Linked DNA regions of Homo sapiens: regions 1, 3 and 4 are each linked to region 2. Evidence: chromatin contacts called from ENCODE Hi-C or POLR2A ChIA-PET data. All regions are on one chromosome and are shown on one strand. Each heading gives the region's core, a stretch centred on a gene start or an enhancer-like site at or near the end of the contact. The rest is flanking DNA. Distances are from core to core; before and after follow the strand shown.

What was found. A loop is a pair of places that touch in the nucleus more often than their neighbours do. ChIA-PET counts read pairs that join two places held with the same protein, here RNA polymerase II (POLR2A). Pooled maps may share reads with other maps.
Region 1: a loop to region 2 is called in a pooled map, with 8 times the contacts of the local background. The contact joins the promoter of ERAP1 here to the promoter of CETN3 in region 2. A Hi-C loop is called at or near these places in 1 of 50 pooled maps. POLR2A ChIA-PET finds 5 or more read pairs at or near these places in 2 of 52 experiments (activated B cell and endothelial cell of umbilical vein).
Region 3: a loop to region 2 is called in a map of CD4-positive, alpha-beta memory T cell, with 25 times the contacts of the local background. The contact joins the promoter of RIOK2 here to the promoter of CETN3 in region 2. A Hi-C loop is called at or near these places in 2 of 168 maps with a recorded cell type or tissue (CD4-positive, alpha-beta memory T cell and naive thymus-derived CD4-positive, alpha-beta T cell) and 9 of 50 pooled maps.
Region 4: a map of naive thymus-derived CD4-positive, alpha-beta T cell shows a loop between it and region 2 (12-fold over the local background). The contact joins the promoter of RGMB-AS1 here to the promoter of CETN3 in region 2. A Hi-C loop is called at or near these places in 1 of 168 maps with a recorded cell type or tissue (naive thymus-derived CD4-positive, alpha-beta T cell) and 4 of 50 pooled maps. POLR2A ChIA-PET finds 5 or more read pairs at or near these places in 1 of 52 experiments (RWPE1).

Annotation. Positions count from the first base shown.
Region 1 is chr5:96,806,695-96,809,873 of GRCh38, reverse strand. It overlaps ERAP1 (endoplasmic reticulum aminopeptidase 1), which reads left to right and starts at 1,929. Exons shown (of 19, transcript NM_001040458.3): 1 at 1,929-2,014. LOC124901033 (a long non-coding RNA gene) reads right to left here and starts at 2,416. Exons shown (of 3, transcript XR_007058879.1): 1 at 1,297-2,416. RefSeq lists enhancers at 1,249-1,318, 1,475-1,974, 1,975-2,476 and a silencer at 2,049-2,508.
Region 2 is chr5:90,408,421-90,411,608 of GRCh38, reverse strand. CETN3 (centrin 3) reads left to right here and starts at 1,853. Exons shown (of 5, transcript NM_004365.4): 1 at 1,853-1,964. The coding sequence starts at 1,948. It overlaps LOC731157 (a long non-coding RNA gene), which reads right to left and starts at 1,609. Exons shown (of 2, transcript NR_105024.1): 1 at 1,305-1,609; 2 at 940-1,109. RefSeq lists an enhancer at 1,884-2,083.
Region 3 is chr5:97,181,534-97,184,496 of GRCh38, reverse strand. RIOK2 (RIO kinase 2) reads left to right here and starts at 1,250. Exons shown (of 10, transcript NM_018343.3): 1 at 1,250-1,371. The coding sequence starts at 1,306.
Region 4 is chr5:98,771,575-98,774,333 of GRCh38, reverse strand. It overlaps RGMB-AS1 (RGMB antisense RNA 1), which reads left to right and starts at 1,250. Exons shown (of 2, transcript NR_033932.1): 1 at 1,250-1,712. RGMB (repulsive guidance molecule BMP co-receptor b) reads right to left here and starts at 671. Exons shown (of 3, transcript NM_001366508.1): 1 at 128-671. The coding sequence starts at 263. RefSeq lists enhancers at 1-309, 1,045-1,094 and a silencer at 195-824.

The DNA of each region.
Region 1 (3,179 bases), core at 680-3,179, 6.4 Mb before region 2:
TTTACTAGAAGCCAAAGGAAAACCATCATATTCAAAAATATAAATATAAAAGCAAAGAAATGCATACATTTACTGGACAAAGAGGTCTCATCTTGAGTAAACTGGGAGCACTCCGAGATGTCTGGAGGTCTTGGAGGCTACACGCTATCCATTGATACCTCCTGTCAAATTCTGAACATGCAGAAATTACCAGATCTCAAAGTCCTCATTTCTTGTTGAATTTTAGTGAAAAAAACTTCCCTGGATCCCACCGTAGTTGAGTCTTGGAACAGGGTGTTAATCTTTATATTATAAAATGTCCTTGACTAGAGATAATAGGCAGTATGAAACATTATATTTTTAAAAAGGAAACATAATATTGAAAAAAAAAGAGAAATACTGTTGCAGTGACTTGGAATCCCCAGTTCTCAAAGGGAAGAAGGCCAATAAAGAAGTGGGAGAAGAAAGTCTGAGAACCGCATGAAAAGGGTCCTGTTCCCACTAGGACCATGGTCCACTCACCAAATTATCAGAGACGTTTGAACCAGAGCAACTCCATCTTGAATAGGAGCTGGGTAAAATAAGGCTGAGACCTACTGGGCTACACTCCCAGGAGGTTAGACATTCTAAGTCACAGAATGAGATAGAAGGTAGGCACAAGACACAGGTCATAAAGACCTTGCTGATAAAACAGGTTGCAGTAAGGAAGCTGGCCAAAACCCACCAAAACCAGGATGGCAATGAGAGTGTCCTCTGGTCGTCACTGCTACGGTCTCACCAGCTCCATGACAGTTTACAAATGCCACTGCAACGTCGGGAAGCTACCCTATATGGTCTAAAAAGGGGAGGCATGAATAATTTCCCCCGCTTAGCATATAATCAAGAAATAACCCTAAAAATGGACAACCAACAGCCCTTGGGGGTGCTCTGCCTATGAGTAGCCATTCTTTTATTCCTTTAGTTTCTTAATTACTTGCTTTCACTTTACTCCATGGACTCCCCTCAAATTCTTTCTTGCGCAAAATCCAAGAACCCTCTCTTGGGGTCTGGATCGGGACCCATTTTCGGTAATAAACTTGTAGCATTTGGTGTTTTAATGTTTGTGTTTTCTTGACTTGTTACCTCATTTAGCCTCAACTGTTTAAAGATGGTCTTTTTGGCCATTTTATTCAGCTTTAATTGTTCTAAGGGGAGTGAAGAAATGGTCATTTACTTTGAAAAATCAGAGGGAACGTGTTGATGCGGGAAGCAGCTAATCCTTGGGGTACAGTGGCCCTTGGTAGTGCAGGAAAGTCCTGGGGGCCACCTCTAACCCACCTTCCTCCTCTACAGCATCTCCCACTGTAGTCATTCTCTACCGAAGCCCCAGAAGGTGCGGCACTTTGCCACGACAGAGTACTGGGTTCATGTTTCTTTCCGAGGCGGGCCAAGAGCTCTCAGCCCACTGGCAGTGGCGAGATGACGGACACCCAGCGAGTCCAATGGGCGTCGAACGCGTCTAGGCTTGGTGGACTTGTCAGCGCCTGCCTGGCTTCGGTCCCCAACTTGAGCACCGGCCCTTTCCTGCATGCCCCTAACCCTCGCAACGCTAAACAGTGAAAAAAAAAAAAAGACAAAAACAAAAAGCATCTCAACACACACACACACACACACACACACACACACACACACACACACACACACACACACACACACACACACACACACGGATCCGCGTTCAGAAAGGCGTGCACTTCCTACGCCTGATCCCCCGCATCGCAACCTCGCAGCTTCCCCGGCGTGCAGCGCTCATTTACCAATTCCCTTCCTGGGAGTTGCGGCTTCCCTCGCTCGGCCCCACTCCCGTTTACCCTTTCCCCAGCTCCCGCCTTAGCCAGGGGCTTCCCCGCCTGCCGCTAGGGCTCGGGCCGAAGCGCCGCTCAGCGCCAGCCTGCCGCTCCCCGGGCTCCACTTTCACTTTCGGTCCTGGGGGAGCTAGGCCGGCGGCAGTGGTGGTGGCGGCGGCGCAAGGGTGAGGGCGGCCCCAGAACCCCAGGTACAGCGCGCTCGAGCCGCGGGTAGGGGACTGCGGGCCGGGAGGAGAGCGCGGCACCCGCCCCTTCCCTGCGCCCGTCAAGTGGGGGGCTGAGGGCCTGGGGCACGGGAGGAGGGAGACGGGGCACGGGAGGAGGGAGACGGGGCGCGGGAGGAAGGCGACGGGGCGCGGGAGGAAGGCGACGGGGCGCGAGACAGGGCGCGGGAAGGGCGGGGGGAGTCGCTGGCTAGGCCCGAGTCCGCGGGGTGCCCGGCGGGTTGGCGGCGGGCCCACCCCTGCCGGTCCCTGTCCCTGTCCCTCCGGGCGCGTGGCCGGTGCGCCTGCTTCACGGGTCTCCCCGCTGTTCGGCCGGCGGGAGCCTCCCTCAGCGCTCCGCCTGGCGCCTGGATGCCTGCCAGTCCTGCAGGCCACCGACGCCCGCGCGAGGCCAAAAGGCGGGGTGGGGCGGGCAGCTGGCTCGGGCTGAGGAGGGCACCTGCCCATAGCTGCTAGAGAAACCCAGAGGCTTTGGGTTAAAGACTCTGGTGGGGTGGGATGCGCGGGCCGTGTGTGTTCTTAAGGTCACTTCCCTCCCTGCTTCTCCTGTTCTTCTGGTCAGCAATTCTCTCTCTCCCCTTCGCTCTGGCTCTGGCTGGGTTTTATTCAGATAAAGCACCTCTGTTGACGCAAATTAAAAGTTTCCTATCTGGGTGCCTCACTGGCCAGGTGGTCCTACAAAGTTAATTCCATGAGGGGAAGGGGGAGAGCACACACTTCCTCACGCTTTTGGATTTCTTTGTGTAGGCTAGGTTCAGAAAGAAATTATCTGTTTCCTATTAAACACCCAGAGGATTCGCTCTGAACTCAGGACGTGGTCAACAATTAACAAAACAACAAAACAAAACAAAACAAAACAAAAAACTTGAAAATTGGGCACAGTTGTCTCTTGCCTGAGGATTTTTAATTAGTATAAGTAGCACATTTTCAGGTGCGGCCTGAATAGAAACATTCTAGTACTTTTTTTTTTTTCAAATTAATCCAGCATTTTTATTATTTACCAACAGTGCTTGTTAATTTCATTGTTCAGGAAATTCTGGAAGAACCTCAATTACTTCTTGATGATCTATTTCATATACTATAGTGCCCCAATAAAAGGAAGGGAGGCAGAGGTTGCAGTGAGCCAAGA
Region 2 (3,188 bases), core at 604-3,103:
TAAATCTGAGTGGGCTGGAGGCTTTTTATTTGTGAGTACAGAACTTTGGCATCTTTGTTCCAGTCCTGTCTGTAGTTATTGACTTAATTCAGTTTTCCACCTTTTTTGAGTTATGTTTTCCTTGAAAAGTGACTATTTCATTTTCTATTAATATTTATTGGCGGTATAAAATTGTATAAAATATTTTAATAATTTTTAAACCTCCCTTTTATTAAATTACCAACCTTACTAGTGGCACTATTCCTTTTCTTGTTACACTTCCTATAAGTCTTTGAATTTCACTGGTATTGCCAAAAACCAGCTTTATACTAGATTATGAGTACTTTATCAATTTTACCAATTTCCTTTTAAAACACTGTTCTCAAACTTTATCTTTACTAATTTCCTCTTCCTAATTTCAATTATACAATTTGTTCTTCGTTTCTAACATCTTCAAATAAATGCTTGGCCTATTTTTATTCTTTCTTATTTAAAATAATGTTCTCCTATAACTTGGTCTGTATCTTAAAATTTTAACATATAGTTTTTTTCAATATCATTATGTTCTAGTAACTACAATTTCTCTTTCCTTTTAGACTCAAAGGTGATTTATAAAGGTACTTTAAAATTTAAAATACGAACAAAATAAAAGTTCCACTTTTGTTTTTTAGGGGTGCTATCCCTTAGCTAATTTTTAGCTTATTCTATCATACTATCTTTCCTTGTGCAAATTTAGCCCATCCTTCTAGGTCTAACGTTTATGTCACCTCCTTTAAGAAGCATATCTTGTGTTCTCTCCCTTCTCTAAAATTTTATATACATCCCTTAAACATATAATGTTTATATATTCTCCGCCTTCAACTCCCATCCTCAGGCTATTTTATTCACGTTTATGAGATTTGCTGTTTAGCTCAGTATTTTGTGGATTTTCAAAAGATTCCACTCAATTTACCGAGCACCTACGCACCAGACATTTTATTAGGTACAAGGAAAAGCGTTAAATAGATATAATCACGGCCTCCAAGAAATTGAACCTAGTAAGAGACACGAATAAGCAGACATTCAAGTGAGCTTTAGGAGACTTGGTTTGGTAGTGAAGACAGTCTCATGTGTGTTAACAGCTTACAGCACTGAAAAATAAGAGACAGAAGGGAACAAATCCGTTTCAAACAGTTCAAAGGAGGAAAGAGAGGGAAAGGTGGTTTAGATACAGCTAAATCATAAATAGCCTGATAATCTAACCCTGTGATAATCCAAGTACAGCCACAGCACCTGCCTCAGAATCACTTGGAAGGCTTGTGAGGAGTAAAAACGCAGATTCATACCTACTGAAATTAGAATGGAGAAACGGACATTTAAGTCTGCATTTTAAACACATTCCCCAGGTACTGAGGCCATTCCAAGTTTTAGAACAGAGCACAGCCAATTTTCGCAGACCTTGTTCCTCAAGTACTCCCTCCTTCTAGCCGGAGGGTGGCCTGCAGCATGTCCCTTCCCTTCCCACCGCCGAAGCTGTCCATCCAGTTTCTGAATGGCGGCCCACAGACCGCACGGCTTTACGAGAGAGGAACACAGCGCCCACCCGCCAAACAGCCACACAGGGATCGGAGGCCGGACCCGCAAAGGATTCGGGGAAAAACGCATCGAGCCAATCCGAAGGGCGAGAGCGGCCCTAGATTGGGGGGGCGGGGGGGCGTTAGGAGGTGGGCGGGGCACAGAAAAAAAATTTTTTTTTCCTTGATTGACGTAAAACCTACCCAATGAAAATAGAACTGGTAAAGCTTCCGCCCCCTAATAGGCAGAACCATAGCGACATTTCAACCAATCCAGCTCAAAAGTGTCTATGTTGTGGGAGGTCCCTGAGGCCGCTGAGGTCGTTCGTGTCTGTTGAACGGCTGTGGGCGTCTTGCTGCCTTGGGTAGGGGGTTAAAATCGTTCTTGAGAGGAACGTCTCTGTGCGAAGAGATAATGAGTTTAGCTCTGAGGTCGGTAATAAGGAGGCGGCAGTGCTCTCCACACCCCGGAGCGGGGCCCAGGGAGGGTGTGTGTGGAAGGGAGGACGTTTGGGGCCGAGGCGAGGCAGGGGATGTAGTTTGGGACGCGGGAAAGGAGCCTAGGGCAGCCTGCCCGGATCACTCACCCTCTGGGCTCTGATGCCCTGCAGGGAACGAGACCAGTGCATTTCTGCTAAGGAGGTTATTTCTGTCAGCGCGTAGGGCTTTGGACTGCCAGAAGGTTGGGCTTAGTTGCGAGCGAGGTGGGAATGAAATATCGCGAGGCTTCTACTCTTGTTTCTCAGATCAGGTCGCGGACATCCCTTCATTCATCCGTGTGCCTGGTCAGGGCCCCACCTCGGCTGCTCCGCTGCTAATGCAATCACCCACCTATAAATTTTGGAAATAACAAAAACTCTTTCCTCTTCTCCCAGGGCCCTGCTTTACGGTGTAATTGGAGACCCATTTTAGTGACTTTAATTGGCAGTCTGTCTCTTGGATTTCCTAAATTTCTTGCATTTTTTTACCTTTCAGTTCTAACCTCTAACCCTCTGTTGCCCTCTCCCACTATGTAGACGTTGTACCGTAAAACTATCCATACACTTACGACACTCCGAAAATATTCCATGTTCTGCTAAGGGATAATCATGGTACCCTTGGATGGGGTCAGGGGTGGGTCGGTTCTGGACTTGGCCTCCAAAAGTCTCAGGAAGGAAAAGACTGACCCCAGGAATACCCAAGTTTGTGTCAAGTCAGGTCTCATGAAAGGAAGATCTTCCTCAGCTTTGTTATACTGCACCTACTAGTCACTTCCTAGCTTTTTTTTTTTTTTTTTGGAGCTTTCAGAGACCAAAACGACTTTCAAATGCAACTAGATAGGTGTTTTAAGTACAGTCAACTGGTTTGACATGTTAATGTGTTACCGGATTGTGTTTCAAAACTCGTTATTCCAGTGTTGCGGCTCCATTTGAAAATTTGGAGCACATTTAGATGGGCAGCTCTTAAGGAAAACATTTCTGGCTTTAAAATAATTTTTGCTTTTTTTCTTTAAGCGTTTCCAGAGTTTATGAGAAGTTAACCTCCGGTTTACATGTTAAATGAGACAAGACTCATCACATTTTTATATAGAATGAAGCACAAACATTGTATATTGGCATCTAATATTTGTCATATGTTTAGACTCATTAATATTTTCGATGGTTTGTTAATATCAAT
Region 3 (2,963 bases), core at 1-2,500, 6.8 Mb before region 2:
ATACTTGTAACAAAATTTCTCACGTACCCCATAAATTTGTACAAATAAAGTTAGTCACTTGGTTTTTTTAAAAACTTTTCGCCCAGGCGCGGTGGCTTATGCCTGTAATCCCAGCACTTTGGGAGACTGAGGGGGGCGGATCACCTGAGGCCAGGAGTTTGAAACCAGTCTGGTCAACAGGGCGAAACCCCATCTCTACTAAAAATAAAAATATTAGCAGGGCGTGGTGGTGTGAGCCTATAATCCCAGCTACTTAGGAGGCTGAGGGAGAAGAATCCCTTGAACCTAGAGGGCAGAGGTTGCAGTGAGCCAAGATCGCGCCCCTGTACTTCAGTCTGGGTGACAGAGCCGGGCTCTGTCTCAAAAATAAAAAAAAAATTCATTTCTATGCCTTCTTATGTAAGTACAGAAAGAAAAATTCCGTTTAAATGGAGATGTTCATTGGTTGAAGATGGTTAATCAAAGACATGCTGCATTCAAGTAAAAAGCAGACAAAGGCTTGAATATCGAGGAGTTGCAGAGCCAGTATGGGTAACTATTCTAAAATCCTTAAATCGCTCCTGGGCCCTCGAAGTCCTACCCGCGTAGGTCAGCCCGAACTATCAAAATCCCCACTTCCTCTGGAGGTAAGGACGTCCGCCGCGCTCTCCACGTGTCACCTTAAACTCCCACCCCAACCAGCGCAGGCGCACTTCGAAGCCTCCTAGACCAACCTAAGAGAAGTACTGAGCAAGCGCATGAGTTCCATTAACCACGCCCTCCGGAGCTGCCGGAGCAGGCGCAATTAGGAGTAGAGGGCGTGCTTGTGTGATTACAGTCCACTTTACCTTTAACAGATTTGGTTGTCTGGACTCTAGCTCAGGTTCTTTTACCCCTGTCTTGTTGGAAGTCACTTTGCCTAGAGTAGAAGTTGTTTGCGGGAAAAATTTGCTCCTCCCATTAAGTAACCACTTTGCTCTCTGAGGCGGAACGTGTCATTGAGGCAGCAAGTCCTGACAGATATGGAAAAAAAAAGGCACATTGTAGAGAATATCTACACTCCGCCAACTCAGTCACAACGCAAAAATTACACAAAAATAAAACGTTCACTTGTTACATACTATGTGTTTCATAAGACATACAAGTAGTTTTATTTTCCTATATCAATGAGAACAGCACTTCTAACTATTAACAAGGACCTATACTAAGACGCAGCGCGTGCGCGAGCCATCTGGCGCTGTAAAGCGCTTAGAGGCTGGAATAACGACCTGCCTTACGCTTTGCGGCTGTCGTCGGAGAGGCATCTGGGTTCGGACTGGGGCCGCCATGGGGAAAGTGAATGTGGCCAAGTTGCGTTACATGAGCCGAGATGACTTCAGGGTCTTGACCGCGGTAAGAAACCCGCCGTTCCTGTTCTCCCTTCCCCTTAACACTGTGTGACCTCTTCCTGTTCCTGCAAGTTTTCTGGGATCTGAGCAGGCACACTCTGGGACCCGGGACGTGGCAGAAGCTGGGAATGGAGAAGAGAGCATTCAGAAAGTCGGATTTTTAAAAAGGTTTTGTTTGGGAGCTTACCTTCCCCCAGATAGAGCAAAGGTCCCGTCTTCTAATAATTGTTTTCTTTTCTGCTGCTATTCGCTTTGCGCTGAAGAGAAACGCTTGCATCTCTGTGGCCTGGAAACTTCTCTGATCCTGAGCTTCCGACCAGCTGTGAAAGGTTTAAGCCCCCCCCCCCCCCCGAGATTTGATAATATTGACTTCCCTACTAACAGACTCAGTCGCATAGCAGTCTTTCTGATTCATTCAGTCAACACATATTTGTCGGTTTTTTAGTAGCAACATTAGGAGGTTCACTTGTTCAAACAGACAAGTGGAGAGAGAGACACAGATCATCAAGTAAACGAAAAATAGGATAATGGATAAATGCTATGAAAATGATAAAGGATAATGGCATAGAAAGTATATGTATCTGGTGGAGAGGAGGGGCACAAGTTATTGGCCTTTGGTAGACAATCAATAAATATTCACTAAATGAAAGAATGAATGGGGGAATAATAGGAGCTGTGTGAGAAAGAGACAGCCCAGTGAAGTCCTTGGAAAGAGTTGGAGGCAGAGGAAACAGCAGTAGTAAGTGCAAAGGCCTTGAGACAGAAAAGTCTTTGAAGAGAGGAAAGGCCAATGTAATGTGGCTGGAGCAAAGTGAGATGCACACTAATGGTTGGAGATGTAGCGGAAAAGGTGAGAAATTATGTACTACAGAGCCTTGGAGGTTTGGTAAAGAATGTGGGGGTAACCACTAAATGTTTTTAATCAGGGGAGTAACAAAATCTGATTTTATGGCCTCAGTCTTATGGCACAGAAATTAATATATAGATCAAGACATTTGTACATTTATTTAGGAGCCGTTATCTTTTGGTAAGGAGTGAACCCCATGATAAGGACTACCTATATTGTGTAATTATGTAATAGGATATGCGATGTGAGTCACACTGGTTCTTGCATTATGTTAAGGCTTCAAGTTTTGGATTTTTAAAATTAATCTTAAATAGCGCTTAAGTATTAAACTATCAAATGCAAAATCAGTGTGAAATTTGGAAGACAATGTTTACTTTGCCTCTCATGTAGATTCTTCTAATCAGCTGGACTTTCTCTATGAAAACCTACTATCACTTCGGAAAGATACCTTCCTTTCCTGCTTTCTCAGCACACTCATTCCTTAGTGTCTCTGACAGAAGTAGGGGTCAAAAGTAAGAGTGTTAGAGGACGGGGGAGGCAGAGACAAAGCATGGAAAATAAGTTAAATTTAAAAGTTAAGGTTTTGGTGAGACATCAAAATGATGCCAGATTTATCTTCCAAAACATTGGCGCTGCAATATTTAAATTATTTGTAAAGTTCACCAAGAAATGACTTAGTCATTAAATATGACATTCCGGTCTCAGTTGAATCTCACCAGTGTTGGTACCCTTTCTTGGGCCTCTCTTCC
Region 4 (2,759 bases), core at 1-2,500, 8.4 Mb before region 2:
CTCGGGAGGCCTTTCCCGTTGCGCCACGCCGCCCTTCCGCCCCGGCGAGCGCCTTCGAGACCTGGGGCTATTTGGGAACAAAGCCCTAGGCCCCGGGGCTGGCTCCCCTCGCGCGCTCCCGTCCTACCTGCGTGGAGCAGCCCGAGGCTGAACAGCAGCAGCAGCAGCAGCTCCAGCGGCGGGGGGCAGAGCCCGGGGCTGCGGCGCTGCTCAACCTCGGCGGCGGCAGCGGCGGCGCTGGAAGGTGCTGCTCTCAAGCCCATGCCCGTCCATGCAGGTCTCGTGGGCTCCGGCGAGGGCGGCGGCGCGGGCGCCGTGGCGGGTCTGGGCCCGTGGCTGCGGCATGGGCCGGGGGGCGCGCTTCGCTTCCTCTTCTTCCTTCTTCAGGCCCGTGTAGCAGATGGGGCGCCACCACCGCCGCAGCAAGCAGCGCGCAGCCGGCGCAGCCAGTCCGCGGCGGCAGCAGCGGGGCGCAGGGGCATCGTGGCGGCCGGAGGCGGCAGGCAGGGAAAGGGGCGGAAGAGAAGACACAAAGACCGTGAGCGACTGCTGAGACGAGTCCCGAGCGCGCCGGCACCCCGGCCCCAGCCAGCGTGGGCTCGGCGGGCGTGGACCTCCAAGAGGCTGGCCCAGCCCTAGCGACCACCCACCGGCGGCCCGGATATCTCTGCGCGGCAGCCCCCGCGGTCGATCAATCTCAGTCCCGCACTGCCGTCCCGCCCCGCCCTGTGCCCGCCAATCCACGACGCCATAATCCCCCGCCGTGTCCCTCCCTTCCTCCCCATTGGTTGTGACCGCACGTCAGCCCGACTCAGCCTGCCAATCGCAGGACCCAGAGGGCCCTCTCCCCCGCCCGCTCAGTGTAATTCGAGTTCCCTGTCCATCGACTCCAAGTCCTCTCTCCTGCGCCGCATGCTGCCTCGCGCTCCCTTTCCTTCCCCCTCTACCCCCTTCCGCGATTTACTGTTTCCTCGCGCCCAACAGAAATGGGCGACCGCAAGTCTTACTCTCGCCGGCGTTACAAAGGTACCGGCCTTTGACCTCTCCTTGAATTAATGTGATCCGATTCATCTTCCCTCCAAGTTTTTTTTTTAATTTAATTACCCCTCCCTGCCCTGGCCCTGCCAGCTTCAGCTCCACCTCCTTGGAGGAAGCAGGCGCTTTTACAGAGCGCCGCGCGGCAGGTCCCCTTTCAGCCAATCACATCTGCGGAACCGCGTTCCGAGTCGTTTGAGGGTGTCTGGTAAAGCAAGCTCGGGGCGGTGTTGGAAATCTGAATGTCACCCGCGGTCCGGAGCAGATAGGATGGGCTGGGAAGGTACCCGCGAACTGCCGCCGGAATTCGCTGGCAGCTGTGCGAGGCTCAGGTGTTCTAGTTTGACATTTCCCTTCCTGAAAGCGGCAAGGAGAGGTCTAAGAGTGGGCAAACTTCAACGTTCGGTTACAGTGTAATTAATGAGAGTGGTGGGTTTTTATGCAGTGTAATTATGCCACGATTTGTTGTTGCTCAGTGGCTTTTTCACAAATTTCTACAGATTATTTAAATTTTCCACAAATTTCTACGGATTAATTCAATGGCAGCTCACTTTCTCCTTTTATGATCGGATGGGTCCGAAAGTGAGGAAAAAGACAATTGTCTACAAAGAAAGAGGCTGCCAAGTGGAGACAGAAAAGCAGTTATGAGACTGATGATAGATTCCAATTTGTTATCGGTAGGTGTGAAGTGGTATCTAATCTCAAGAATGACCTCAAGGCTGAGAGACACTTGATACCGCCCTCGCCTTTGCCTTTCCCCAAACAGCACAGGGTTGCCATTTAAAATCCACTAACATCCAAATCGTAGTTGGCAACTGTACCCGCTATGTTACTCAGAATCTCTAATTAGGAATTTCTTATCAACCACGGACATGCTGATATTCCACACATGTTTAAATGAGCTAATCAATGGACTAGGATAATTGAGGGGCAAACCTTCAGTCTCACCAGCTCACTTATTAGACACATTTTGAATTGCCCAAACCACTAGGTCCCTAATGAAGGATGCCTATCTGTTTTTACTGTAACTTTTCATTACTTACTTGTTACATACTATGATGACTTAAGGGGTAAACACACCTTTCACTATCCACAATATAATCCAAGCCTGTGTATATCCATAATACGCTTAATAATAGCTTCACAGTTGCCTGGAGAAATGACTTTTGGGGAGGAAGTTATATGACATTTTTAGATAATGCTGCGGACTAAGTATTATTAGAGCAAAAATTTACTATCTTGCAATTACTTCATATAATTAGATACAGTTCATGACATACTAAGAAGCATCTTAAAAAAGTAATCAAACATAATACTGATTTTCAAAGTATTTGGCTAACAAAGACTACATTTTTTTCTCTTAACCCAAGATTTAATTCGACCCCTATAAAAGCAGCATCTCACTTTATTGATCATACTTCAAAGCATATACTCAATAGTTAAGGATCAATAATTTCTGTTTGGTTTGGGTCTTTCCACTCGTGACTTTCTATGATTTTTTACTCCCCTCCCCCTATATCCTGTTCCATAAGTACACGGGTGCTCTAGATTTTCCTATCAATAGAGGGCGTCCTCGAGTCATTGCAAATCCTGGTGTCGTTAAACGGAACTGTTCTTCAGAGGAAAAACTTCATCTCTATAAGGTGCTTTATTGCTCCTCTGTTGTAAAATTTGACAAGCTCGAGATTTATAAGCCTAACAATTCACTTTTTATTGCTGCATAA